Linked DNA regions of Homo sapiens: region 1 is linked to region 2. Evidence: chromatin loops called from intact Hi-C (ENCODE). Cell type or tissue: mammary epithelial cell. All regions are shown on one strand. Links, peaks and the distances in the headings refer to the core of each region. The heading gives the core; the rest is flanking DNA.

Region 1 (15,080 bases), core at 3,104-11,103, 99 kb after region 2:
ATTGCAACCTCGACCTCCTGGGCTCAAGTGATCCTCTCACCCTCCTGGGCTCAGCCTCCCAAGTAGCTGGAGCTACAGGTGTGTGCCACCATGCCCAGCTAATTTTTGTATTTTTTGTAGAGATGGGGTTTCACCATGTTGCCCAGTCTGGTCTTGAACTCCTGAGCTCAAGAGATGCACCTGCCTCGGCCTCCCAAAGTGCTGAGATTACAGGCGTGAGCCACCGCCCTTGGCTGTGTTTGACCTCTTACAATGACCATGTGTATTTCTGTTCTTAATGAGAAGCAAGCCATTGCTCTTGATCCGTTGATCCTCTTCAGTGTGGAAGAGGTCACTCACCTGATCTGTTTGAATTTGTCAGGGCAATAAAAGACCATATGCCTCTGCTGGCCTGCGACCCACTACCTCTGCACTGAGTCACCCCAGCTTTAGTGGGAAGCAGACCTCCCTCTAGGCAAGAGTGGGGTGATATAAAACTTTTCTACAAATGGTCCTGTTTACCACTGGTGAGTTTCCCCTCCCTCCAAATGCGAGGCTGTCAGCTGTCTGGACTCTCATCAGACTCAAGAAAATCAAGAGGAGAATTGTGCACTGACGTTAAGAAAATTATCCAATAAAATGCTTCCTTTTGAAAGATTTCCCCAAATTAAAAAACAAACCTGATTTTAGAGCTTTGTTTCCTTGGTTTGTGTTACATGTGCATATTGTATGCTATGTTCACTGGGGTCCCTGATGTCACAGCCCAGCATTGCTGTCAGGGGCTCTCTTGTTCCAGCCACCTGGCACTTACCCTTTAAGCACCCAGACATTTCTTTTCCCTCTTCTAAGTCTGATGACTTTTTTTTTTGAGATGGAGTTTTGCTCTTTTTCCCCAGGCTGGAGTGCAATGGCGTGATCTTGGCTCACTGCCATCTCCGCCTCCCAGGTTCAAGCAATTCTTCTGCCTCAGCCTCCTGAGTAGCCAGGACTGCAGTCACACGCTACCACGTCCGGCTAATTTTGTATTTTTAGTAGAGACGGAGTTTCACAATGTTGGCCAGGCTGGTCTTGAACTCCTGACCTCTGGTGATCCACTCTCCTCGGCCTCCCAAAGTGGTGGAATTACAGCGTGAGCCACTGTGCCTGGCCTCTGATGAAATTTTTTTTTTCTTTTTTTAGTTGGAGTCTCACTCTGTCGCCCAGACTGGAGTGCAGTGGTGCTGAAAATTTGAATTAGAAAATATCACTATTTTGGGGGGCAAGGGCCTAGTTTTCCAAATGTTTAGTGCCTGGTTTGGAAGGGGATTTAATTCAGGAAACAAGGGAACTCTTTTTTAAAAAATGTCTGAAAGTGCAATGGTACCACTTCCAGCATGGGTACATCAGGAAGAGAGACTCCACAGGTCAGCTGCAGATTTGCTCAGGGGTGTGAGTCCAGGGAGGCTGCTGGTTCTGTGTGCCCTGCATTGCCTGCCTGGGAGAGAGGCCATGGTTCCTGTCCTCCAGTAGTGAGGCTCTGGTGTTCAGGTTGCATAAGGCACTTCCACTCTCCATTTCAACAGACAGTTTTAAAAAATGTTAGAGATAATATTAACATATGCCACCCCGGTATGGAGAGTCCTGTCCTTATTACTACTCGTCGTGCTCATCATCTCATATCTATAAACTGGATTACAAGATATTATTACCTGTTTGGTGTTATCAGAAGATGAGAATGTTACAGAGCAAATAGGAGTCAAATAGAAACCAGGAAGTCTGTAACTGGCAGAATAGTTTTCCAGGGCTTCCCTTGCTACCCCCACAAAGTAGGCTTTTTAAACACTTAGAAGTTGAATTGGAAAATGTTTTTGTTGCACTAAGTTAAAAAATGAAGCTATATATCCAATTTAAAAATAAATTTTAAAAAGAATTCAGACAAGAGTGCTAAAACAAATCAGTGGAGAGAAAGAATAGTCTCTTCAACAAAGGTGCGGGAACAACTGGATATCTATGGGCAAGAGAATGGAGCTGGCCCTCTACCTCACACCATACATAAAAATTAACTCAAAATGGATCATAGACCTCAATGTAAGAGCTAAAACCATAAAACTCTCAGGAGTAAAATTTGTGACTTTGGGTTCGATAAACCTTCTTAGCTAAGATACTAAAAGCATAAGCAACCAAAGAAAAGATAGGTAAATTGGACTTCATCAAAATTAGAAACTTTTGTGCTGCCAACAATACCATCAAGACAGTGAAAAGATAACCCACAGGATGGGAGAAAATGTTTACGAATCATTTATCTGATAAGGTTCTGGTACCTAGAAATATAAAGGACTGGTACCTAGAAATGTATAAAGGACTCTTACAACTCAATAACAAAGAGATAAATAACCAGATTAAGCAACGGGGCTGGGTGCAGTGGCTCACGCCTATAATCTGAGCACTTTGGGAGGCCAAGGCAGGAGGATCACTTGAGCTCAGGAGTTTGAGGCCAGCCTGGGCAACATATTGAGACTCCATCTCTACAAAAAAGAAGAAAAAAAAAATTAGCCAGACATAGTGGCATGTGCCTGCAGTCCCAGCTACTCAGAAGGCTGAATCAGAATTGCTCGAGTCAGGGAGGTCAGAGCTGCAGTGATTAGTGATTGCACCACTGCACTTCAACCTGAGCAACAGAGCAAGACCCTGTCTCAAAAAATAAAAGGGTAAAGGATCTGAATAGACATTTCTCCAAAGAAGATACACTAACGCCCAAATAAGCAAGCACATGAAAAGATGCTCAGTATCATTAGTCATCAAGGAAATGTGAATCAAAACCACAGTCAGATGTCACTTCACACCCACCCAGATGGCCACAATGAAAAAGACAGATGGTGGCCAGGCACAGTGGTGGCTCACACTTGTAATCCCAACACTTTGGGAGACTGAGGCGAATGGATCACTTGAGCTCAGGAGTTCGAGACCAGCCTGGGCAAGATGACAAAACTCCATCTCTACCAAATAAATAAATAAATAATAAAAATTTTTAAAAAGATAGATGATAACAAGTATTAGTGAGGATGTAGAGAAATTGGAATCCTTGGCCGGGTGCGGTGGCTCACGCCTATAATCCTAACACTTTGGGAGGCCGAGGCGGGTGGACTGCCTGAGCTCAGGAGTTTGAGGCCAGCCTGGGCAACATGGCAAAATCCCATCTCTATTAAAAATACAAAAAATTAGCCAGGCATGGTGGCGCATGCCTGTAATCCCAGCTACTGGGGAGGCTGAGGCACGAGAATCACTTGAACCTGGGAGGCAGAGGTTACAGGGAGCCAAAATCATGCCGCTTCACTCCAGCCTGGACAACAGAGTGAGACTCTGCCTCAAAAAAGAAAGAAAGAAAGAAATTGGAGTCCTCATACGTTGCTGGCAGGAATGTAAAATAGTCCAGCCACTGTGGGAAATAGTTTGGTATTTCCTCAAAAAGTTAAACAGAGTCACCATATGAGCCAGCAGTTCCACTCCTAAATATATATCCAAGAGAAATGAAAATACATGTTTACACAAACACTTGTACACAAATATTTATAGTAGCATTATTCACAATAGCCAAAAGTGGAAAATGGTGGGGCACAGTGGCTTGCGCCTGTAAGCCCAGCAGTTCGGAAGGCTGAGGTGGGTGGATTACTTGAGGCCAGGAGTTCAAGACCAGCCTGGCCAATATGGCGAAACCCCATCTCTACTAAAAAGACAAAAATTAGCCGGGCGTAGTAGTGCACGCCTGTAGTCCCAGCTACTCGGGAGGCTGAGGCACAAGAATGGCTTGAACTCAGGAGGCATAGGTTGCAGTGAGCCGAGATCACACCACTGCACTCCAGCCTGGATGACACAGCAAGACTCTGTTTTAAAAAAAAAAAAAACACAACAAAAGTGGCAAACAACCCATATTTCCATTAACTGGTGAGTGGATAAAGTGTGGTATATGCATAGATGATAATATTATTATGCAATAAAAATAAGTTTATTATGCAATAAAAAGGACGCACTGCTACAACATGGATATGCCTTGAAAACATTAGTGAGGGGAGTCAGTCACAAAAGAACACATTGTATGACTTCATTTATAGGAAATGTCTGGAATAGGCAAATTCATAGAGACAAACTAGTTTCCTAGACTGGTGGGCAGGGGGATGGGGAGGAGTTGGGGAGGAATAGGGAGTGACTGCTAATGGGTACAGGGTTTATTTGGGGAGTGACGAAAATGTTCTAAAATTGACTGTGGTGATAGCTACACAACTCTCAATATACTGAAAACTATTGAATGTACTCTATTTTTAAAAATTATTTTTGTGGTAAAATACATAAAGTTTGCCATCTTAATCATTTTAAAATGTATAGTTCAGTAGAATTGAATACATTCATAATGTTATGCATTGACCCCCACCATTCTCTTCAACTTGTATAATTGAAACTCTATACTCATTAAACAGTAACTCCCCTGTCCCCCTCCTCCCAGCCCCTGGCAACCACCATTCCCTGTCTCTCGGATTTTGACTATCCTAAGTACCTCATATAAGTAGAATTATACAGTATTTGTCTTTTTGTGACTGACTTATTTCACTTAGCCTAATGACCTCAAGATTCATCCATGTGGTAGCGTAAGTCAGAATCGCCTTCCTTTTTGAGGCTGAATCATGCTCCATTGTGTACGTACGCCATTTTGCTTATCCATTCCTCCATCGGTGGGTGCTTGGCTTGCTTCCACATTTTAGCTATTGTGAATGATGCTGCTCTGAACATCAGTGTACACATATCTTGTTTTGAGACCCTGCTTTCAAATTTGTTGGGGTATATAGCCAGAAGTGAAATTAGTGCATCTTAAGGGTAATTCTGTTTAAATTGTTTAAGGAACCGCAATACTGTTTTCCACAGCAGCTATGGAAGGATGGAAAAATTGTATGATCTATGAATTATATCTAAGTAAAACTGTAAAAAAAAAAAAAAATACAAAACCAGCCGGGCATGGTGGCTCACACCTGTAATCTCAGCACTTTGGGAGGCCGAGGCAGGCAGATCACCTGAGGTTGGGAGTTTGAGACCAGCCTGACTACCATGGAGAAGCCCCGTCTGTACTAAAAATACAAAAAATTAGCCAGGCGTGGTGGTGAATGCCTGTAATACCAGCTACTTGGGAGGCTGAGGTAGCCTCCCTTGAACCTGGGAGGCGGAGTTTGCAGTGAGTCGAGATCGCGCCACTGCACTCCAGCCTGGGCGACAGAGCGAGACTCCTTCTCAAAGAATACAAAACCATGTAGCCAGATCTAATTTTGCTTTTTTTTTTTTTTTTTTTTTTTTTTGAGATAGCCTTGCTCTGTGGCCAGGGTGGAGTACAGTGGCACGGTCTCGGCCCACTGCAACCTCTGCCTCCTGGGCTCAAGCGATTCTCCTGCCTCAGCCTCCTGAGTAGCTGGGACTATAGGCACGCACCACCACACCCAGCTAATTTTTGTATTTTTGGTAGAGACGGGACTTCACCATGTTGGCCAAGATTGTCTCAATCTCTTGACTGCGTGATTTGCCCGCCTTGGCCTCCCAAAGTGCTGGGATTACAGGCATGAACCACCACGCCCGGCCTAATTTTGCTTTTTAAAAGTTCTGTATTCTTAAATGTATATATACACTGAAAAGAGACTGAAAGAAAATATAGTAAAACTGTTTTAAATAATGTTTAAAATGTTTTAAATCTGAGTAGCAGGTTTATGGGTGTTTTCTGCAGTGAATATGCATTGTTTTTATAATCAAGGGAAAGAAACACACAGGAGTAGGGTCCTCCGCTGTGTCATCTCCTGGACCACACTGTCCCTTGTGCAACCCCCCTGGCGGTACACTGGGTGCGGCCAAAAAGGAGTGGGGGCACTACACACTCTTTGTAATAGAAAAACTGGGCTGGCCTCCTGGCCATTTGTAATAGGAAATGTTACACCACAGACTTCAGTAAATCTGTCCTACTTTAGTTTTAGAGGTTAGTTTTAAATAACACATATCCCAAGAGTGACGCAGTTTTGATGGGCTTGCTTCAGCTTCAAACCATTGAATTTTCTCTACACTTATTTGGAAGCCATTTTTGGAAAGTTACCATTTCTTAGTGTGTTTATACAGTTGAGACAGCGAAATGAATATCCTCCACACATTTCATCCTATAGCCAAATGGCAATATTAGGAAATGTATGCACATTGTTTCTTTAAACTCTTAAATTTTTATGACATTCGTTGGGCCTTCCTAGCAGGCTGTTGAATCCAGGTTTTGCTCATAAAAGCTTCTTTGATGCATTATCGATGTTCTGCTCTGGAATTTTTCTTTGTTCCCAATGAGTCTGTGGAGAGAAGCTTATTTTGGAAAAAGGAACTGTTGAAAAAACAACCTGCTTGTCGGTTATTTCAGAAATTTGTTTACCACATCATATGCCATTGGCTTGGACATACATTGTGAAATAGCCTTTGTTTCTTGCTATTTTGTGCTAAAACTGTTTCCTGTGAGTAACTAGGGTTGTAAAGAAAGGCTAATAAAGGGTAGATGCTCCCTCTAGGGAAGGGAAAAAGTAACTTATTCTCTTGTATAACCTACAAATCTAAAATAAGACACGTGGTGTCTTACGTGGGCAGCAACTTAGTACTGTCTGAGGGGCCAGGTGGTCATTGCCCTTGGATGAGTGTTTATGCAGAAGTCTGTATAAATAATCGGATGGGACTCAAAGACAGTAACCTCAGAAAAGCTGAATGAATTACCCTTGGGGCTGGGAAGGAGATGTTCAGTCAGAGAAAAAAGGGATTCAAAAAAACAGTGCAAGTTATGGCATGGCCAAGCATTCACCGCTGCAGACTCTTGCCCTTCCATCCAGGACCTAGTGGTGGAAAATGTCTTGGTTAATGACAGAAAACGTCACAGCACTCGAAAAGCCCAGAGAGAATAATCCATGTCCATTAAGAAGGGTGAAGCAGATCCATGTCTTCTGAAATGGGCTGACCAGCATGCTTTCTTTTTTAAACCATTTTTTTTTTTAAATGAGACTCACCAACGTTCATAAAGGAGACCTTTGAAAACTCAAATGTGAAGGACTCCTGTAAAATATAAAGTCATGCAGTGACATGTGATTGAAAAACGTAAGCGAACCCTAGGCCCCCAGCAAGAGAGGGCACAGGCTGTGGCAATGTATGTGGAGTTGGTTCCTGCTGGTGGGTTCGTGGTCTCACTGACTTCAAGAATGAAGTCTCGGACCTTCATGGTGAGTGTTACAGCTCTTAAAGGTGGCACGGACCCAAAGAGTGAGTAGTAGGAAGGTTTATTGTGAAGAGCAAAAGTACAAAGCTTCCACACTGTGTAAGGGCACCCAAGCAGGTTGCCGCTGCTGCTGGCTAGGGTGGCCAGCTTTTATTCCCTTATTGTCCCTTCCCATGTTCTGTTTTTGTCCTATCACAATGCCCTTTTTTCAATCCTCTCTGCGATTGGCTACTTTTAGGATCCTGCTGATTGGTGCATTTTACAGAGTGCTGATTGGTACATTTTACAGAGCGCTGATTGGTGCGTTTTATAGGGCACTGATTGGTGCATTTTACAATCCTTTTGCTAGCTACAGAGTGCTGATTGGTACATTTTTACAGAGTGCTGATTGGTGCATTTTACAATCCTCTTGTAAGAAAATTTCTCCAAGTCCCCACTCCACCCAGGAAGTCTAGCTGGCCTCACCTCTCAGCAAGACTGGCAGACGGGTGGGACTGAGCAGTGTGCTGGCTCAGGCACAGCTCAGTGACTGGTGAACACCAAGCTTCAGAATGAGTGCACGGAGCTATGTGCTGTAGACCTTGGGAGTACTCACAAACAATTGGATCTGCAGATTCAAATCCATACACACCAAGCAACAACGTGTGCACCACAGCACTGACCCAGGCACACAGCTTCAATGTGGGCACAGTCACAGCTGCTCAGAATGGATAGCACTGGCACGAATGCACAAGCACAAAGCGTGGAGGTGATGAGAGTGTCTGGTGTGTGTTATAGCTGCAGCCAGCCCATGAGGGCAGAACAGATGCACTTATAGTAGCCATAGAGGGAGGGGAAAGGGGGAATAATTCACAGATTCTGCATTTCTAAATCTTTTCATCTTTGCTTTCCAAAGCTCATTGTTTCTGCAAGGCTACAGTCTAATTAGAGACCTCAGCACAGGAAAATGTCTGCCATATCAGGGGGCCAGCTCCCCTTCCCCCACCCCCACCGCCACACACAGGACAGAGCAGATAGAGGATGGGAGAACAGGACTGTGTGTCAGGCGCTGCACTCATTTCTAAAATGGAAGTAAAGTTCCTGTCTTTCCAGGGTATTGTGAGACATGAGTGGACCTGAGACAGGAATGTGCCCATAGGGCTGGCATGTGGTCAGTGGACAGCTGCTACATTACTGAGCTCTCAGCCCGTGCCTGCACCAACCACATAAACCTTACAACACCGTCTGTGGGTGCTGCTGTTTACCCTTCTTTATCTCCATCCCTGACCCCCTCCAGGCCAGAGTGCACAGTCTAATGATTAGCCAAGGAAATCGGAGACTTGGGTTTACTTTCTCCCCCACCTCACACATTGGCCACAGCAGATGCTTCAGATGGATTGTATCAAATGGAAGTAAGGATCAGGGTATTTCGCTGGGCCGAGATTGGTGAGAACAGCTGTAGATGTTTCATGGAAGCCCTGAGAGCAGCTCTCTCTAATCCAGATCTGTGATTCATCGTCTTGCCTGTTCATTACATTACCAGGGGAGCATCTGAAACTCCTGATGCCCACTGAAATCAGTGACTCTGGGGGTAGGATCCAGGCATCAGTATTTTTAAGCATCCCGGGAATATTTTGACCTCACAGGGTTCAGGCTGAACTTGAGTCCTGGCCATTGGGGAACTGTGGCGTCTGCCCGGATGAGCACCAGCTTGACAATTACACGTCCAAGCCTTAGCTTGAAGAAAGATGGGCAGGCATTTTATCAGATGTGTCACTGATGCATAATGTTGATACCAAGCTAATTTGGACGCAGAGCAGTTTGGCTAAGCTAATAGTATGAAATATTAGCTGGTTTACAGGAAGACTGGTAGAAAAAGAAAACAGACAAAGAGAAGGTTTTAGCTGTGATGGCAGCTTTCGTTTCTCCCCTTTCCTAGTCACCAATACAATGTGGGACTTGTAATTTATAGGGAAGGAGTATGACTCGTGTGGTCTCCTGTTTCTATAAGGAGGGACCTTCAGTGACTTTATAAAAATAAGCACCTGTCTTATTCTCCAGTTGCTTTCTAGCTAATTTTGGTCCCTTTTCTTTTGCCAGTTGCCAGAGGTTCCACCCTCTGAGGAGGAAGAACAGGAAGCCTGGGTGAATGCCTTGCTTGGAAGAATATTTTGGGACTTCTTAGGAGAGAAATACTGGTCTGATCTGGTGTCTAAGAAGATCCAAATGAAACTCAGCAAAATAAAGGTATCACTTTCCACACAAGAGGCTTCTAATCCTCTATACTTCTTCATTTCTGGAAATTTTGTACCCTTATGTCCTAAGTGAAAAATAATTTGGTTTAAACGTATAACATATGAGGGTAGTAAGTTCTCAAACAGCACATCTGACCTTGATCACAGACTGACCTTATGATTAATTGCATCTGGGGGCTTAGTGAACATTAATGTTTACTCATTTTCTTGTGTTGCCCTCATTGTTATCCACTCCAGGTGATAATCCAGAATTTAGTTTGGGAAAATGTGAGCTCTTATAACCGATTCGTCTTATATAATTGTTATTTTTAAGTTGGAAATGAACTTAAATTGTACATCCAGAGCCCACCCAGCCCCACAGCAGTCTAGGCCACATGGTATATCCTCTGAGGAAAATACAAATTACTTAAGGCCTCTTAGTATACTCACTGAAGAAAATGCTAGACTACTTAAGGCCTCTTAGTATACTGACTGAGGAAAACACCAGACTACTTAAGGCCTCTTTCCCAGGCTGTGCTCCCTCTCAAGCTGGGAAAGTTAGCATTGCACTTTAAATGTGTCTGTGTTTGACCTTTACTTTTTGGCCAGATGGTACTTTATTTTGGGCTCTCTCCTGAAGAAACACTCTGGTGCTAATCCAGGGCCAGTTGGAAGTGAGTTTGAACTGTGTAAGTATGGCTGTCATTAAAAGACTCATTTGCCAACCAGGAGACCTTATTGAGGATCTTGAGGTTCTTTAAAATTAACTTTTTGACCCAGTGAAGACCCAGCCAAGAAGAGTCACTTTGGATCCCAAATTTTCACTGAACAGTCAGTAGCTTAAGTCAGTAGCCCTGAAGTTGTATGGATCAGAGACATTTTTGAGAAGCAGAAGCCTATGATATCCTTTCACTAGAAAAACACGTTGACACAAAATTTTGCCCATTATTTCAGAAAGTTCAAGGACTCTAGATTAAGAAACTGTGAACTACGGTAAACTAGATTAGAAGGAAAATATGGGCATAGAGGAGCTTCAGGTTGATTTCTTTTGTTCCTTTGGGTAAAGAACAGAGCTTTTCCTGGCCTTGTCAAGCTCTGGCTGCTGTCTGTGGGCCAGTGTCCCTTCTTCCCCAGCTCCTGAGAAAGAGGAAGGAGGGGCTGCCTTCTGAGCCAGAAGGGTGGATTTCAAGGCAGATTTTGGGGGAGGGCTCTGTTGACAGGTGTCAGCCTGTTTGTGTTCCTGAGGTAGTTTGAGGGTTGAACGTGCTTCTGCTAGCCAGTTCCATAGCAGGAGACAACAAGTAGCAGTAACCCTCTGTGTTGGGAGATGCAGTGTCAGCAGCCAACCTAGAGCTCACTCAGCCTCTCCCCATTTTTGGAAATGATGGAAGGCTTGAGTTCCCAGGTCAAGGCATATGGGTAGGGCTGGCCCTGCTCTTTTCCCAGGGTCTATCTCGAGCCCTTCTGTAAGCAAGAGGGGCCCTTCCCTGAGCAGCAGGGCTGCAGTTCTTGGCAGTGTGCAAAAAGAAAGCAGGACATACTTGAACTCCAGGTGGGATGCTGCTCCCCTGCTACATGCATTCCAAAGCTGACTTGAGCCAGGAGTGCTGGTGCACACCTGTGGTCCCAGATACTTGGGTTGCAGAGGCAAGAGGATGACTTGAACCCAGGAGTTCTGAGCTATGATCGCACCACCAAACTCCAGCCTGGGTGACAGAGCAAGACTCTCATCTCTAAAAACAACAACAACACCAACAAAACCAAACTGGTTTGAGAGGTCCCACCCTTCTCTCTTGAGCTGGAAGTCCACAGAGCCTCTGCCCTATTTGTGAAGGTGCCCCCGTCCTCCTGGAGAAAGTTGAGGGAAAGTCTGTTTTCATTTTCTCCCGTTGATAATCATGGAGGCACTGGTAGTTCACAGACTTAAACTTCCTTTTGTTTTTTGAGGTCAGAAGTACTAAAAGGTTAGAATGGAGAAGTGTGGCCTAGATCCAGCAGTGCCAGAGGCTAGAGGTGGGCATTGTGTTCCCTCAGTGTGTTCCATCCATACCCTCCACCCGCCTCCTGATCTGCTGCACTGTGAAGTGCCTGCAGACCAGAGGAGCCCCTGGTTACAGAATAAACAGGAAAGCAGAAGGACATTACCAAATTCTGAAGCTGTCACCGCCCCTACGAAAAGAACTGATTGCCACCAAATATCCAAGTACCCCTGGGAGGAACTAAGCCTTAAGCCTAGTAGTGAGTGGGTATTGGTTAATAGCCAGTCAAGAGCCAAAATGGGAATAGGGAAGTGGTATCTAGAGGAGCCTGAGCTTTCCCCTGTGACACAGATCTCCCTGATCCCCTGGTTTCCCTGGAAGGCCTGACATATGGAGAACTCTTTGCTGGCCTTGCCCTGTAGTCTCGGATTGTCAGCCTTGCACATGATCATGACTCATGTTGTGAAAAAGCAGCCCTGTGTGTGCAACTGGTGCCCAGTGATGGGTTTAAAACAAGCTGAGTTTCTGCCCCAGTAGTAAGTGTGCTCTTGGCCTTAGCCAGCTGCTCAGATAACCGCCCTAGGGCCCTCAGTGGTTATGAGCCTCTTGTGCCTGTGTCAGCAAATGTTGCTGAGATCGCATACAGCTTCTAACTTAGCACCCACCAGCCTGAGAACGTCCCATACCCTTGAATGCCTAGTCCCTAATTGGGTTTACTCCAGAGGGTAAAGAATGTGCCCCTGGATTTCTGTCTCACTGTGGTACCCTTTGGGTGGGAAGAAAACAGTTTATTGTCGAAAAGAACAGGAGGAATGACCTTAACAGAAGAAGGCTGCTCAAGGGCAGGGATGTGAACTAGGAGGGGAGTATATGAGTGCTGGAGGGTTGGTTATAGATGTTCTGGGGTCTTCGGGTTGGATAGATGGGCAAATAAATAGGAAACCAGGCCCTCTGATCTCCCCTCCCCATTCTGCTTACTAGTAGGTAGACACCTTCCCCTGCCAAGTCCTCCTCAGTCCCCAGGTCCTTCAGGTCCCTCCTTTGTCTCAGGTCCTGTCTCAGGTCCTTCCTTTGCCTTTGCAGGGACTAGAGGTTGCAGAATGGCAGGTAGTGGTTGACAGGGGAAGAGAAGGGACAGTTATGTTCCTGCTGTCTCTTTATTCACTCCTGTGGCTCAGTGTCAGACTGACATTCCCATAGAAACACCGTTGGATGTCTGGGCATGGTGGCTTATGCCTGTAATCCAGCACTTCGGGAGGCCGAAGTGGAGGAAATCTTGAGCCCAGTAGTTTGAGACCAGACTAGGCAACATAGTAAGACCCTGTCTCTACAAAAAAAAAAAATTATCCAAGCGTGGTAGTGGTACATGCCTATAGTCCCAGCTACTCAGAAGGTTGAGGTGGGAGGATCGCTTCACCCCAGGAGGCTGTGGCTTCAGTGAGCCATGATTGCACCACTGCACTCCAGCCTGAGTGACAGAGCGAAATCCTGTTTCAAAAAAAAAAAGAAAAGAAACACCATTGGAGGTGACAGTATTCCCTGGCTCACCCTTGGAAGTCTCTCTAACTTGGCATGCTCCTGAAGCACAGCATTTGAATGACAGTAGTGGACAAAAAGGACAGGGCAATTGTGCAAGACTTTGGTTACATTCTTAGCCAAGTAGCATTTTATAGGTTGGTAGAGAGGCCAATACCACTTATAACATTGATGCTTTGGAAAAAGGTTCTCCAAATATAGCAAACACCAATTCAAAACTATGCCTTTGAACACTGTCTACTCACGTTTTGTTCGTCATAGACATTATAACCTTTTTAACATCCCCTCCACAAAAAATCAGAGATTACATTCTCTGATTGGTGAATCCTGAAAGCTTATGTTTCTCTGCAGGGAAACAGCTGAAGAGGTCCAGCCAAGTTAGGTATTAAATTCATGCCTGACTAGATGCTACCTCATTTTATGTGGAATATTTAGTTTACATTTAATTTTTAAAAACCTCTTAATTTTATTCTAAATTTTATAAAACTATTGTAACATTCAACTGGAAAAATACTTATGAAAATAACTAAGAGAATTCTGGGAGAAAAAAAAAGGAGAGGGACTTGCCAGATTTAAAAGTATATTATAAAGTTAAAAGTGTATTATAAAGCTAAAATATATTATAAAGCTAAAGTAGTCAAAGCAGTTTGATACTGGTAGAAATTCAGTACAGACTCCAGTGCAGTGGGAATTTAGCACTTAAAGATGGCGGAACAGATTAGTAGGGCAAGTGTTGGTTGCTGAATAAATAGGTCGAGATTGCTGACCAACCATTTGGGGGAAAAATTACACTAGATCCCTAATTTACATCTTACATTAAAATTATGAATGGAATAAATATTTTAAGAAATACATATACATCCACAAATCCAAGCAGAGAAAATATAGATGAATTAATTCTATAATCTTGAGATGAAGTAGGAATTTTTAAACATGATGCCAGTATTCTTATGTTATTTCCTGTAGAATAAATTCCTACGGATAGATTTGGGGGTGTGTATTAGTCAGGGTCCCAGCAGGAAGCAGATGGCACACTCAGATAAGTAACTCTGGGGAGAGTTTGCTGAAGGGAAGATTTATAAAGGTGTGGGCAGATGGAGAAAAACTCGTAGGGAGAGTGCTACACTCCAGAACTAGCAGAAGTGGGAGCTGTTACTCTCTCTGGAGCAGCAAAGGCAAGGAGAACTTGGACAGGGCAGCTGTGTGGAGAGGCTTCCTGTGTTACAGGAGCTGTGGCCTTCAGTAGATGGGGGGGACAAATGCCCAACACTCTTCTCCGTGTGCCTCCCCATCAACTGCCCATTGGTGTATCCCATTGGCCATGCCCAACCAGAAGCTGGAGGGTAAAAGAGACCGTTGGCACAGTTCACGCAGACCAACCACTGGGGATAGAGTGTAGATCTGGCAGGGCAAACAGAAAATGTTCAGCATGAGATCAAAGGATGTGCTATTTTTCTTTTTTTTTTTTTTGAGACGGATTCTCGCTCTGTCACCCAGGCTGGAGTGCAGTGGTGCGATCTTGGCTTGCTGCAACCTCCACCTCTCAGGTTCAAGCAATTCTCCTGCCTCAGCCTCCTGAGTAGCTGGGACTACAGGCACGTGCCACCACACCCGGCTAATTTTTTGTATATTTAGTAGAGACGGGTTTCACCGTGTTAGCCAGGATGGTCTCAATCTCTTGACCTCGTGATCCGCCCACCTCGGCCTCCCAAAGTGCTGGGATTACAGGCGTGAGCCACTGCGCCTGGCCAGCATGTGCTGTTTTTCAAGGATTTTCATACACATGTAAGTTTGCCTATCGGAAATGTAGCAATTTCTCTTCTTTTCTTTTTTTTTTTTTTTTGACGCAGAGTCTCGCTCTGTCCTCCAGGCTGGGGTGCAGTGGCACATTCTCAGCTCACCGCAACCTCTGCCCCCAGGTTCAAGTGATCCTCCCACCTCAGCCTCTCCGAGTAGCTGGGACTACAAGTGCATGCCACCTTGCCTGGTGGATTTTTGTATTTTTTGGTAGAGTTGGGGTTTCACCATGTTGGCCAGGCTGGTCTCGAACTCCTGACCTCAAGTGATCCATCCACCTTGGCCTCCCAAAGTGTTGGGATTACAGACATGAGCCACCGCACCTGACCTTGTTGT
Region 2 (15,080 bases), core at 3,437-11,436:
AATAGCTGCAGTCTCTGTTTAGAGCCCTGTCCTTTGAGAACAGCAGGTACTCTTGATGTGGGCTGTAGATGACCTTTTGAAAATCAGACCCTGCTTCCCAGGAGCCTTTCATCATGTTTCTGAGATGTTGCTCTTCTCTCTTTGATGGAACTTCAGACAGAAGCCAATCTGCAGCCTAAGCCTGCCCGGGCCTTGAGTCCACTTAACAACCTAGGAGCCCTGTTGGATGTGCCAGAGGAGTATTGATAATCAGGGAGCAGAGATAGAGGAGTTAGGCAGGGGCAGCTTGGCCCTCTACGACCTCCTGGCACAGCACCATGAAGCCTAGGTGTCTGGCCCCTGACAATTTGCTCCATGCAGCAAGGGGCAGGGTTGGGAGGGGTCTTTCTTATTCATCAGCCAGTCAATAAAGCATCTTTCCAGGTGGGGCTTTAGTTCAGGCCTTACCTTTCCAGGAACTTCTGTTTGTTTGTTTTGAGATGGAGTTTCGCTCTTGTTGCCCAGGCTTGAGTGCAATGGCACAATCTCGGCTCACTGCAACCTCCGCCTCACGAGTCCAAGCGATTCTCCTGCTTCAGCCTCCCAAGTAGCTGGAACTATAAACACGCACCACCACGCCTGGCTAACTTTTTGTATTTTTAGTAGAGACGGGGTTTCACGATGTTGGCCAGGGTGGTTGAACTCCTGATCGCAGGTGATTCTCCCGCCTCGGCCTCCCAAAGTGCTGGGATTACTGGCATGAGCCACTGCCCTCAGCCTCTGGAAACTTCTTTATCAGCTTACTTCATTAATCAAGCTGTCGGGAGTTGGGTGAATAATTCAGGAGGCCAATTTCATTCAGTCATTCATTTATTCACTCATTCAACATACATTTTTGAGCACACGCTGTTTTCCAGGCACAATTCTAGGGGCTGGGCATATAGTGGTGAAAAAGACAAAGTTCCCACCCTCACAGGGCTGTAGTCTGGCAAATTCGCCTGCATTTAATTGGTTTCAGCAAGAAACAGAATGGCCAGACCACTGAAGGCTCAAGTCAGCTGACCCACCACAGACAGGATCAGCAGGAATGGTGTGGCCAGTAGACCTAATGACCAACGGATATAATTTTAATATATATCCTGGCCAAATCTCATGTTGAACTGTAAACCCTGGTGTTGGAGGCGAGGCCTGGTGGGAGATGTCTGGGTCATGGGAGCGGATCCCTCATGGCTTGGTGCTGTCCTCGTGATAGTAAATGAGTTCTCAGGAGATCTGGTTGTTTAAGTATGTGGCACCCCTCACAACCACCACTCTCTCTCTTGCTCCTGCTCTGGCCACGTGACATGTCTGCTCCCGCTTCATCTTCAGCCAGGAATAAAAGCACCCTGAGGCCTCCCCAGAAGCCAAGCAGGTGCTGGCACCATGGTTGCACAGCCTGCAAAACCATGACCCAATTAAACCTCTTTTGTAAATTACTCAGTCTCAGGTATTTCTTTATAGCAATGCAAGAATGGCCTAATACACCAGCTTTGGTCTCTGGACTACTAGAAGCATCTGAGTACCACAGCGGTGCCCACTTTGGAAAACCCTATTCTATGTCATCACGTACTGGTCATACAAATTGAGACACTGCCCTAGTCATTACAACCAGCCTTGGCTGTCCCTAAATCCCCCTCAGGCACCCACTACTCATCCTTCCCTAGAGAGATCACTTCTATAAATGACACACATCATCCATGACATGGGGATTCCACCTGAATTTACTTAGGGGAATGGTTCAAACCGTATATTTTAACTACACCCGGAGATTCTTCTTCAAGATTCCTTTAAGCGTTTGTCTTAGTCTGTTCCTGCTGCTATAACAAAATACCTTAGTCTGGGTGATTTATAAATAGTAGAAATTTATTTCTCACAGTTCTGGAGGCTGGAAAGTCCAAGATCAAGGGATTGGCAGATCCAGTATCTGGTGAGGGCTCCATCTCTGCTTTCAAGATGGTGCCTTGTTGCTGCGTCCTCCAGAAGAGACAAATGCTGTCTCCTCACATGGTGGAAAGGGAGAAAGGGATGAAAAGGACAAATAGGCTCCCTTCAGCCCTTTTATAAGAACCCTAATCCCATTCATGAGGGCAAGGCCCTCTGACCTAGTCATCTCCTAAAAGCCCCACCTCATGCATTGGGAACGAAATTTCAACACACATTTCGAAGAGACACACACATTCAAACCACAGTAGGGTTGTTCCTTTTAAACATTATTTAAAGGCACCCATATGTATGTAATAATAATAAGGGGGGCTGGGCACGGTGGCTCACGCCTGTAATCCCGGCACTTTGGGATGCCGAGGCGAACAGATCACTTGAGGTCAGGAGTTCGAGACCAGCCTGGCTAACATGGTGAAACCCCATCTCTACTAAAAATACAAAAACCAGCTGGGTGTGGTGGCACGTGTGCCTGTAGTCCCAGCTACCTGGGAGGCTGAGGCAGGAGAATCGCTTGAAACCAGGAGGCAGAGGTTGCTGTGAGCAGAGATCACACCACTGCACTCCAGCCTGGGCAACAGAGTGAGACTCTGTCTCAAAAATAATAATAAGGGCTTGGGGCTTTACCTATATTAAATAATTATGATTAAATGTAAATATAAGTGTAATTAAATTATTACACTAAATAGTCTTCACAACAAGCTTGAGAGCTGGGTATGAAGATTATCATGTTCTTTTCACAGATGAAGAAGCTGTGGCTCAGCAGGTTTGGGGGCAGAGCCAGGAGGAAATCCGCCATCTGCCTCCAGAGCCCTGCTTCGATGACATGTGTCACTCTTGAAACAATGCCACACTCTGGAGGAAGTTTTCCAGATTCCTCCGGAAGAGGACAGAGACTGGCAATTCCGGAAAGGTCATCTAGGGAGTGCCAGGTCCCCAAACCCACTGAGCCTTTGTCAATTACAGATCCCCAGGGCCCCCCACCCCCGACCGCCTGCGTCAGGATTTCTGGGCAGACACAACAAAATTATGTCAAAGCGCCCCAAACACTTCAGAGCCAAGTGGCCCCGCAGCTGGTTTAGGGGCCTTCCAGAACAGTTGGCCCCGGGGGGATTCGATGTGGGTGGAGGACGCAGGTATGGGTTCCTCTCGGACCACCCTCTCTCAGGTGGGCTTCCAGCGGGCAGGGGCCAGCTTTTCTCTGCACTAGTGGGTGGGCTTGCTCCTCTCTGTACATTGGACACAGTGGAGACAAATTTCCGGAAAGGCTCAGGCTGAACACAGGATAGCCCTAAGGGTGGGCTAGATTCATGGAGAATGTATCGCGGACTAGTCAGTCATATAAAATACTTGAGCCATATTTTTGTTCACCTGAGGTCAATTCCATGAGGCCCCTGGGATACCCACTGGGCCCATAGAAGCCCCAAGATAAAAGTCCCAGCGTAACATTTTTGCTACTTATGGAGCTATACCATTGCTTGTTTAATTCTTCCTTGAAATTTTTTTTTTTTTGTCTAAGAGTAGTTGCTTAGTTTGACCACGAGGTAGCGCTAACGGGCTTGGTAGCCAATGGACGGGGGCGTGGTAAGCCTTGTGGACTTAAGAGGAAAATCTCAACATTGCCCCTTTATTAATTAATCAAACCTTGGATTTTTTCCCCCCATTCTGCACTTTCCAAATTTTCTGTATTGAGTTTGCATTGTTTTTACAGAAGCAGAATAAGGGCAGGGGTGGGGGACGATAGAGAATCACTACGCAATGATAATCTGTTATTTTGACATATTAACTTTAGACACTGTCTTTATGTGGCTGTAGTTATAGGATATGTGTATTTGTTTTATTGGAGTGCAGTGGCATGATCACAGCTCACTGCAGCCTCGACCTCCTGTGCTCAAGTGATCCTCCCATCTCAGCTTCCCAAGCAGCTGGGACTACCGGTGTGTGCCACCATGCCCAGGTAATTTTTTTGTTTTTAATTTTTTGTTTGTTTGTTTTGAGATGGTCTCGCTCTGTCACCCAAGCTGGAATGCAGTGATGCGATCTTGGCTCACTGCAACCTCTGCCTCTCAGGTTCAAGGGATTCTCATACCTCAGCCTCCCAAGTAGCTGGGACTACAGCTGCATGCCACCATGCCCAGTTAATTTTTGCATTTTTAGTATAGACAGGGTTTCGCCATGTTGGCCAAGCTGGTCTCGAACTCCTGACCTCAAGTGATCCACCTATCTCGGCCTCCCAAAGTGCTGGGATTACAGGTGTGAGCCACCCCACGCAGCCTGTTTTTATTTTTTTGTAGGGGTCTCTCTATGTTGCCCAGGCTGGTCTCCAACTCTTGGGCTCAAGCGATCCTCCAGCCTCAGCCTCCCAAAGTGCTAGGATTATAGGTGTGAGCCATCAGGCCTGGCCTGTTTTATCATTTTTAAACTTGACTTTATAATTTTTTATGTTACTACAAGTTCTTCATGAACATTTATTACTGCACATTTTACAGTGACCATATATTGAGGGTTCACTTGGAACCATGCAAACACTTTGCTGTGTTAGGTGCATTTTTGTGTAGCCCTCACAATGGGAGGGCCTAACCCATGAGGTGGGTATTATTATCACCCATATTTTATCTGTGAGTAAAATGATGCTTCAAGAAGGCAGGTCACTTAATAGTAAATAAATGGAGGAGTGAGTCTGTCTAACATCCTGCCTTTCTCTAACCACAATGCTATTTCATTGAGTATGACCACGACTTAATTTACCTAGTGTGCCCATTTAATTTGGCCACATTTCATTATCAATAGCACTGCAGAAAATATCTCTATGTAGAAAGTTTATTCTGCATTCAGGAAATATTTATAGAAGTGGACTTGATAGCCTAAACATTTTGAAGACTCTTGATAAATATTCAGTGCCAAATATGAAGAAAAAAAATCAGGAAAACTTAACTCTGGCTGGCTATTTTATGATATTAAGAATTATTGTTACTTTTTCTAGGCATGCTAATGCTGTTGCGGTCGTATATTTTTAAAGATACACAATGAAGTACTTACAAATGAAATAATATATTTGGAATTTGTTTGAAAATGCAATTGAGACAGGACTAGGGAGCTGATGAAAAAAGATTAGGCATGTGTTGCTCATTGGGTTACGGGAATCACAGGCATTGATTCCGCCGCTATCATCTCTGCTTTTGTGTCTATCTGAGATTTTCTTTTTTCTTTTTTCTTTTTTTTTTTTGAGATGGAGTCTCGTTCTGTCTCCCAGGCTGGAATGCAGTGACAGGATCTTTGCTCACTGCAACTTCCACTTCCCGGGTTCAAGCAATTCTCGTGCGTCAGCCTCCTGAGTAGCTGGGATTACAGATGTATACCACCATGCCCAGCTAATTTTTGTATTTTTAGTAGAGACGGGGTTTCACCATGTTAGCCAGGCTGGTCTCGAACTCCTGACCTCAGGTGATCCGCCCGCCTCGGCCTCCCAAAGTGCTGGAATTACAGGCATGAGCACCCAGTCTTTTTTTTTTTGTTTGAGACAGAGTCTTGCTCTGTCGCCCAAGCTAGAGTGCAGTGAAGTGATCTCAGGTTACTTCAACCTCCACCTCCCGGGTTCAAGCGATTCTCCTGTCTCAACTTCCCGTGTTTGAAATTTTCTATGATTAAAAAGCTTCAAATATCCAGATGAGGAAACTACCGAAAGAAAAAAAAAAAGCTTAAAATATAGCTATGAAACAAAAGATCTGATAGTCTACAGGACAAGCTAGCCCCGTGATTCCTCTTCTGCCTAATTAGTGAGACACGCAGAATAAAGGAGTAGCTTTCTAGAACAGTTTTGTTCAACCTCCTCTCCCATCAAACAAAAGTTAAGGTCTCCCTAAAACCAAAACACATCAATCTATTTTGTTTTTCAAAAACTTGTGTTTATTTATTTTATTTTAATTAATTAATTAATTAATTATTTTGAGACAGTGTTTCATTCTTGTTGCCCAGGCTGGAGTGCAATGGTACAATCTCGGGTCACTGAAACCTTTGCCTCCCAGGTTCAAGTGATTCTCCTACCTCAGCCTCCCAAGAAGCTGGGATTACAGGCATGTGCCACCACGCCCGGCTAATTTTTGTATTTTCAGTAGAGATGGGGTTTCACCATGTTGGCCAGGCTGGCCTCGAACTCCTGACCTCATGTGATCCACCCACCTCGGCCTCCCAAAGTCATGCCTTACAGGCGAGAGCCACTGCACCCGGCCAAAAACTTGTATTTATTTTTAAATAAGATTATAAAGTTGGACAGAATTTTAAAGGTCTGGTCCTTATTCTTTTAAACTTCTGATTTTTTTTTTAATGGAGTCTTGCTCTGTCACCCAGGCTAGAGTACAGTGACACAATCTTGGCTCACTGCAGCCTCCACCTCCCTGGGTTCAAATGATCTTCTCACCTTAGTCTCCCAAGTAGCTGGGACTATAGGTGCGCTACCAAGCCCAGCTTTTTTTTTTTTTTTTTTTTTTTTTTTTTTTTTACTTTTTTTTGCAGAGACGGGTTTCACCATGTTGCCCAGGCTGGTCTTGAACTCCTGAGCTCAAAGCAGTCCACCTATCTTGGCCTCCCAAAGTGCTGGGATTACAAGCATGAGCCACCACACCCAGCCATAGTCAATAATCTTGTGACAATTTTACATACACACTTCCCAACTGTAGTTTGATGCAGGCTTTGTTAAATTTCTGGAAATGTCTAGTGTTCCCCTTTATAGTAAGGAAACTCACCAACCGTTATTGGAGAAAGTCCCTTGGGAGAGGTCACAGCATCAAAAGGAAAGAGAGTTACACCTCTTGTCAGTTTGTAAACACACAGACACACACACACACACACACACACGCACGTGCTTACACATCCTTGGTTTTACTCACATCCTTCTCCCTACTCTGTCTGGGCAGGCACTTCCTGTCCACCCTCCCACATTATTTTCCCAGGACTCTCATGCCTTACCTGGCCAACTCTGCCAGAATCAGCAGCCAGGCTTGGGCCTGTCACACAGGACTCATGCTGGTTCCCAGTGGGCTAGACTCAAAACCACACCCCTCTTAATAGATCTTGGTTTTTCAGTCTTCAGAAGTCCTTAAGAGAAAGCAAAATTTAGCATACCCCATTCACTCTTTTTTGTGCAGACTCAGCCACAGAAACAGGAATTTCCTCATGGTACTGCTCTGTTCCCTAGATGGGACTTGTCAGTTTGAAGCTTCTGCAGCCTAGGACGAAGTGATGTCTGTCACACCTTGCGGAACAAGAACAGAAACTCAGGGCCAGGCAGGTGGCTCACACATGTAATCCCAGCACTTCGGGGGCTGAGGTGGGAGGGTCGCTTGAGCCCAGAAGTTTGAGACCAGCCTGGGCAACATAGCAAGACCCTATCTCTACAAAAAATATAAAAATTAACTGGGTGTGGTGGTGTGGGCCTGTAGTCCTAGCAACTCAGGAGGCTAAGGTGGGAGGATCGCTTGAGCCCAGGAGGTGGAGGCTGCAGTGAGCTGGGATGGCACCACTGCAATCCAGCCTGGGAGACAAAGCCAGATTCTGTTCTCAAAAAAAAAAAAAAAAAAAAAAAGAACAGAAACTCTCTGGTTCATCCCAGCAGCTGTTAGCCTAAAAATATCTCAACTCAGCATGCAGTAACTTTTTTCTCTCTCTCTTTCTGGCAGATGAGGCTGGAGTCAGACAGGACCTTTCCAAACGCTAGCTGGATAGAGTATGTTGTGTCTAGAAAAGCTGAGAGAAGGACAGAGAAGAACTGAGAAAGGTTTCCTTGAGTTCAACAGGCCCAGAGAGGGCCCTTCACGGGCCCCTAGTGGATTTCACTCTTTCAACAAGTGTTTCTGGAGGGTCTCTAAAGGGTCTGGTCTTAGGAAAGGAGGGAGGGGACAAGGTCCAATTTCTGCATTCCTGGAGTCCACAATTCAAGAGCAGAGATGCTAATAAGTATGTGTATGGCTCTTTTGATGTGTCACAAGGGAGATACACAAGGGACCTCAGGAGAGGACCGGAGGGACCTAGGCCATTCTTGATTTACAACCCTGGGCCAAAGGAAATGTGTTGTCAGGGCGACAAGGCTTGATTTCATCTTTAGAGGAAGGAGAACTGAAGCTTCTGAGTCCAGTAAAGGTGAAGAGGTCTGAGAAGGAGATTGGTATTGATAAAAAAAAAAGATTGGGATTGAATATGGATTAATCTCCAGAAAGAGAGAAAAGAAAGGCAAGGTTTCAAGTTGTTCCCTGGGGCATTCTTTGTCAGCATAAAGGTTAAACAGAGTATATAGCAGATAAATGGATTCTATAGCCAAGTTCTTGAAAAGGTCACTGAGACACAATCCCAGCTGCACAGGAATCCTGAGTGATGCCAGCTAGGCTCCAGCCGTCACATCCTTCAGAGCTGCCGTGAGCAGGTCTCTATTAATTGCTGCCTGTGGTGGGGATTCTTTCCTGCTCACCGCCCATAGGCGGGATCCGTGCAGATGAGGACCAAATCTTCTTATCAGGCATTGTAAATTTTGGCACTCAACTTTTCTCTGTTGCCTAAACACCATTTTTTGTTTGTTTGTTTGTTTGTTTGTTTTGAGACGGAATTTCCGGAATCTCGCGCTTTCACCCAGGCTGGAATGCAGTGGCACGATCTTGACTCACTACAACCTCGGTCTCCTGGGCTCAGGTGATCCTCCTACCTCAGCCTCCCAAGTAGCTGGGACTACAGGCATGTGCCACCATCCCCAGCTAATTTTTTTGTGTTTTTGGTAGAGACGGGGGTCTCACCATGTTGCCCAGGTTGGTCTCGAACTCCTGAGCTCAAGTGATCTGCCCATCTCAGCCTCCCAAAGTGCTGGGATTAGAGGCATGAGCCGCCGCACGCAGCCCCTAAACACCATTTGAACAGCAATCATGGAAATTGAGAAGCGAAAAAGAAACACCAGTGATCCTGTCACTCCCTGTATCAACGTTTTATTTATTTATTTATTTTTATTTAGATTGATTGATTGACAGGATCTTACTCTGTTTGTCACCCAAGCTGGAGTGCAGTGGCACAATCATGGCACATTGCAACCTTGACTTTCAGGGTCAAATGATCCCCCTGCTTTAGCCTCCCAAGTAGCTAGAATTACAGGCACATGCCACCATGCCTGGCTAATTTTATTTTTTTATTTTGTAGAAATGAGGTCTTACTATGTTGCCCAGGCTGGTCTCAAACTCCTGGGCTCAAGTAATCCTCTTGCCTTGGCCTCCCAAAGTGCTGGGATTACAGGCATGAGCCACTGTGCCTGGACTGTATCAATGTTTTACATTTTCTATTTCCAGCCCTGTGTAAAAGATAAAGGGAACAAGTTCACAGGGACATTGTCTGGTGATCCTAGTGGACATCTCACGGCCTGCCCTGGCCAACATTCCACCCTCGCATTTTCCAGCACCAGTGGATGGATTGACGTCCTTTCTTAAGTCCGATCTGCTGGACCACCACAAATGTGTGACTTGAGTGCTGAGACTTGACATCTCTCCATCCTACCATGGCCTGGCGAGAACAGAAGAGCTCATTCTAAGTGAATCAGGCTTGGATAGATTAAGAGGTGGCCAACGGATGTTTTGATCTCTATTTTTGTTTTGTTTTGTTTTGTTTTGTTTGTTTAGATGGAGTTTCACTCTTGCCCAGGTTGGAGTGCAGTGGCGTGATCTCGGCTCACTGCAACCTCCACCTCTGGGGTTCAAGTGATTCTCCTGCCTCAGCATCTCCATTAGCTGGGATTGCAGGTATGCGCCACCACGCCCGGCTAATTTTTGTATTTTTAGCAGAGACAAGGTTTCACCATGTTGGCCAGGCTGGTCTCGAACTCCTGACCTCAGGTGATCCACCTGCCTGGGCTTCCCAAAGTGCTGGGATTATAGAGGTGAGCCACTGTGCCCGGTCTTAATGGATGTTTTGAAAAGAACTGTATAAGGGCCAAGTAAGACAGAGACCCACATGTGACCTCTGGATTTGGCAGAGTGGAGATCATCAGTGGTGTGACAAGAGCAGTTTTAGAGGAGCAGTAGAGGCAGAAGCCACTTATCAGAAGCCACTTTGGAGCAGGTGAAAGAGGATGATAGGAGAGGAAGAGAATTCTTTGGAAAAATTTTGCTGTAAAGGACAGCTGGGAATGGAGTAGCAGTGAGAGGGGTGATGGGCAAGAGGAAGGGAATTTTTCAGAAGGGAGATAGGAGAACATGTTTGTACGTTAATTGGAATAATCTGGTAGACAAGAAGAAATTGATTATGCAGGAGAAAGGGGGAAATGGTTGCAATAGTAAAGTCTCAGGAAGCTAGAGAGGTTAGGCCTTCTGTGGAAAGAGTGGTCACAGAGGTCTGAGAGTGGGAGAGTGAACTCACCCAGGTAATATAGGCTTGCCAGCCAGGGCCCAGTGCCCATTTGAGATTTGTGATGATCGTTTTGAAGTGGAATCGTTGAGTAACAGCAGAGGCATGAGGTGAGAAAGGATGATGGCTGTGGGGTTGGATTTGGGGCAGAGTTTGGACATGCCCAACCCAGCACTTGCTCATGGATTGGATGTGACCAGGAGAGGATGAAATTGAGGACAAGGATGCAACTGAGACAACTCATTGTTCTTGACTTGAACGAGTGGGTAGGTGGGTGCCATTGATGAAGAGAGGGTGGGCAGAGCCTAAGAGCTAGTTCTGTTTGATGTATTTTGATGTGGGATGATTTGAGATGATTATTAGCATCCAACAGGCGAGACCCAGCAGGCAGTTGGGCAAGTCTGGAGTGTAAGGGGAAGGTTGCTGTTTTCTCCTCTGCTCTGCAATATATGAAAACATCCCTTGGGCTGGGCCAGGGTATGTGACATTCACCATCATAATGTGCACACAGGCAGAGGCAGGGCTTCCGAATTTCCCACTAGACTGCAAGCTCCTCGTGAGCAGGGCCTGGGTTTTGTTCACTAGCACCTTTTAGGGCACCCCAGAACCCAGCAGGCATTCAATCAGTATTTTCTGCTGGATAGATGAATTATGTCATAGTCCCTCCCAGCCTCCGGAAACCAGGTGGCTTCCTAAAGTCTGGGACAGGTACCTTCTTAGTTTAATGAGGCCTTACTAATTATAATGGTGACAGTGATGCTTTGGGGGTGACTTACAGTCAGGAAGGGCCAACTGGTCTTCTGAATAATGATTTAAGTGGGTCACACCGTGATGGCTGAGTGACATGGGAGGCCAGGTGGGTGTAGGAGGGTGGAGTGGGCGATTGGATATAGAAAGAAGGCAATTCCAATTCTGCCAGTAAGCTGGGTTTGTTTTGTGACCTTAGGCCAGAGACTTGGCTTCTTCAGGCCTCAGTTTCCCTTTCTTTCTTTCTTTTTTTTTTTTTTTTGAGATGGAGTCTCGTTCTGTTGCCCAAGCTGGAGTACACAGTGGCATGATCTCAACTCACTGCAACCGCTGCTTCCCAGTTTCAAGTGATTCTTCTTTTTCAGTCTCCGGAGTAGCTGGGATTGGAGGCACGCACCACCACAGCCGGCTAATTTTTGTATTTTTAGTAGAGATGGGTTTCACCATGTTGGTCAGGCTGGTCTTGAACTCCAGACCTCGTGATATGTCTGCCTCGGCCTCCCAAAGTGCTGGGATTACAGTCGTGAGCCACCGCTCCTGGACCCTCAGTTTCCTTTTTACTTATTTATTGTTTTAATGGGAATGACAGAGATCTACTCCCTGCCCCCAGATGGCCGTAGGCACCACTAGTAAAAGTGATCATGATGTTTCTTTTTTTTTTTTTTTGAGACAGAGTCTCACTCTTTCACCTAGGCTGGAGTGCAGTGGCACGATCTTGGCTCACTGCAACCTCCACCTCCTGGGTTCAAGTAATTCTCCTGCCTCAGCCTCCCAAGTAACTGGGATTACAGGTGCCCGGCACCACGCCCGGCTAATTTTTGTATTTTTAGTAGAGACGGGGTTTTGCCATGTTGCCCAGGCTTGTCTCAAACTCCTCACCTCAGGTGATCCACCCACCTTGGCCTCCCAAAATGCTGGGATTACAGGTGTGAGCCACCGGGCCCGGCCGATCCTGGTGTTTCTGTGGCAAATAAGGGAACCTAATAAGCCCGAGGCTGAGCATTTGTTCTCAGAAGCAGGGTTCTCATCTCTGTTCTAAGAAATGTAGCCTGGGCTCTGGACACTGTGAAAGAGGCCAGTCATGTTCTAGCAAAAAGACAACTCCAGGACTTGGCCTTGAGGAAGGGTAGATGGCAGACAGTCTGCGTTTGTTCCTCTTGTCACCTGTGTGTCACAGGGCCCTTTTGGGAACATTTCTAGCATCCTCTGGCTGAACTGAGGAGGTGTAACCCAAAAGGCAGAGGGCCTGTACTGCTCTCCTCCTGCCAAACCTCACAGCCCCATGATCAAAACGCCAGGAGAGCTTCAGGAGGAAGCGGGTACCTGGGGTGTGTGAGTGCCTCAGAAAGAAGGGAGGAGGAACTAGCATGCGGTGGAGGACAGAGACGCCACAGATGCTGGAGTTCCTGCAAGAATAAAGTGTGACCCTGCAGCAGGCAGCTGGGCTAGGAGACACACCACCACAGAGAGGTGGAGACTAGTAGAACGTGAGGCATGGAATAGCCTAACCTCTGCGATGTTACAGAAGAGGAAGCTGAGACTCAACAAGGGACACCCATGTGTTCACCAGATATTTTTCTCTTCTTTTCTTTTTTTGGAGACGGAGTCTCACTGTCGCCCGGGCTGGAGTGTACAGTGGCACAATCTCGGCTCACTGCACCCTCCCCCTCCCGGATTCAAGCAATTCTCCTGCCTCAGCCTGCCAAGTAGCTGGGATTACAGGCACATGCCACCACACCTGGCTAATTTTTTATATTTTAGTGGAGATGGGGTTTCACCATGCTGCCCAGGCTGGTCTCGAACTCCTGAGCTCAGGCAATCTGCCCACCTTGGCCTCCCAAAGTGCTAGGATTACAGGTGTGAGCCACTGTGCTTGGCCCACCAGGTATTTTTCAAGAGTCAATTAGATGCCAGAAGCTGAGCCAGCTTATGGTTAAATATTGCAGTACAAAACATCACCCCAAAACTGGGGCTGAAAACAACTGCCATTTTATTATGTCACATTTCTGTGGGTTGACTGAGCTCAACTGTGTGTTTTGCTCTCTGTGGTGATAGCTAAGGCTGCAGGTGTCTAGGACATGACACGGCTGGAACCTCCAAGATGGTCCATGCACAGATATGGCAATCAATGCTGACTGTTGGCTATGAGGTTCAGTGGGGCTTTCACCTGGAGTGCCTCAGTTCTCTTCTGTGGTTTCTCCATGTGGCCTGGGCTTCTTACAGCATGGTGCCTGGATTCCTAAAGTCAAGAAGTGAAAGCTTCAGTTCTCCTAAGGCCTGAGTTTAGAAGTTCCAGAATATCACAGCTGCTGCATTCTATTGGACAAAGCCAGTCATGGGGTGTTTTATTCATAGTTGCATAATAATCCCAAAATGTAGTGGTTTAAAATGATGATAAACATTTATCTCTCACAGTTTCTGTGGGTGAGGAATTATGGAGCAGTTTTTCTGGGCAGTTCAGGTTGGGAGTGTCCGTGAGATTGCAGTGAAAATGTTGGCCAAGGTTGCACTCATCTGAAGGCTTGACTGGGGCTGGAGGATCCATTTCCAAGGTGGCTTACTCATATAATTGACAAATTGGTGCTTGTTGTTGGTGGGTAGTCTCAGTTTTTCTGCACATCAGCCTCTCCACAGGCTGCCTGAGTATCTTCACAACCTGATGGGTACTATTCCCCAAGCAAGTAATCCAGGAGACCAAGGCAGCAACCCAAATGCCCTTCATAAGCTAGCCTGAGAAGTCATACATTGCCATTTCCACCATACTGTATCTATTGTGACCCCTGACTCATGGTGGAAGGAGAGATTATGAAAAAGCATGAATGACCAGGAAGTGAGAATCATGGGGGTCATTCTGGAAGTTGGCTACCTCACAAGGCCAGCCCAAGATTCCAAGGGATGGAGAAATAAGCTATAGCTGTGGATGAGGGAACAGTCACGACTAAGTGGCCATCTTTAACCTATCAGAGCTCAACTGTCAGGATGTAACAGAGGACCAGTCAGAAGGGGCTCACTGTTCACAGAGCTCCCAGTCTAGAGGACCACACAGAAAACTAGCAGCAGAGAAGGGATGTGTCTATAATCTTGCGTGGTGATGCGTGTCTGTGTGATCCCAGCTACTCGGGAGGCTGAGGCGGGAGAGTTGCTTGAGCCTGGGAGGCAGAAGTTGCAGTGAGCCAAGATCGCGCCACTGCACTCCAGCCTGGGTGACAGAACCAGACTCTGTCTCAAAAAAAATAAAAGAAAATGAGTCTTTTCTTCCTTCTTCTATGTTTCTATGTTTCTTTGTTTTAAAAATATTCTAAATGAGCTTCTATCATGTTCATAACAGAAAAACCCAAACCATTTCTTGCTGCGGTGGATCCCACAGGCTCAGCAGGAGAGGGTGCGGGGATGGGGCAGAGGTTAAAGGTGGGGGGTTCTCCACCTGTGGATTTTGGTTCCTCCTCTGCTGTGGGGTATCCATTGCACTGCAAGTTTCCGGTTCTTCTGAAAGGCCTGTGACTGTTAGTTAACTCACTTCTGAAAACAAAACTGCCCCTTCAGGCGAGGTGTTGGAGGAAGAATCTCAGAAAAGAAGGGTTATGTTTTTGACACTCCAGGAGTGGGTGGAGCAAAGGAAACTAGGAGCCGATGTTTTCCCTCCTGGGTGGGGTAGACCTATGATGCTGTTTTCTGGTTCAAGATCGAGGTGACTGCCTCTCAAATATGAATTTATGTACTGGGACAACCAGAGAGAATATTTCAAATGGATGCTGTCTTGGAAATGCCAGGATACGTAGTCATTGTAGACAGAAGCTGCTTGGTTGTTCGGAACATTTAGAAATCTTTTTGGTTTCCTGCAACCATATGATATCTTCTTTCACTTCTATTTTTGATTTTTGAGGCTTTAGCACATCACCCCATTGTCTTCCTGCATGCCTTACATTCCATGATCAGTAATTTTCTCTATAGTAAAAAACATCAGCTTCCATTAATTGGGCAACTATTATGTAAAGATGCTATACTAA

The links. Hi-C counts contacts between places; a loop is a spot of excess contacts. Peaks named below come from ENCODE experiments on the same cell type or tissue, not always from the same donor. Only the 100,000 strongest peaks of a DNase experiment are listed, where the experiment ranks them.
Region 1: a loop joins it to region 2, with 4 times the contacts of the local background. A loop is called at or near these places in 11 of 110 quality-filtered maps.

Annotation. Positions count from the first base shown.
Region 1 is chr17:64,171,690-64,186,769 of GRCh38, reverse strand. It overlaps TEX2 (testis expressed 2), which reads left to right. Exons shown (of 12, transcript NM_001288732.2): 6 at 9,299-9,445. Among named protein-coding and RNA genes, the nearest start is that of SNORA50C, 33 kb to the right of the region's middle. In mammary epithelial cell, for the core only: a CTCF peak has its summit at 6,511; no DNase peak of the experiment used is centred there.
Region 2 is chr17:64,270,577-64,285,656 of GRCh38, reverse strand. No RefSeq gene overlaps it. Among named protein-coding and RNA genes, the nearest start is that of TEX2, 15 kb to the right of the region's middle. In mammary epithelial cell, for the core only: a CTCF peak has its summit at 3,501 (motif pointing right); a DNase peak (open chromatin) is centred at 6,866.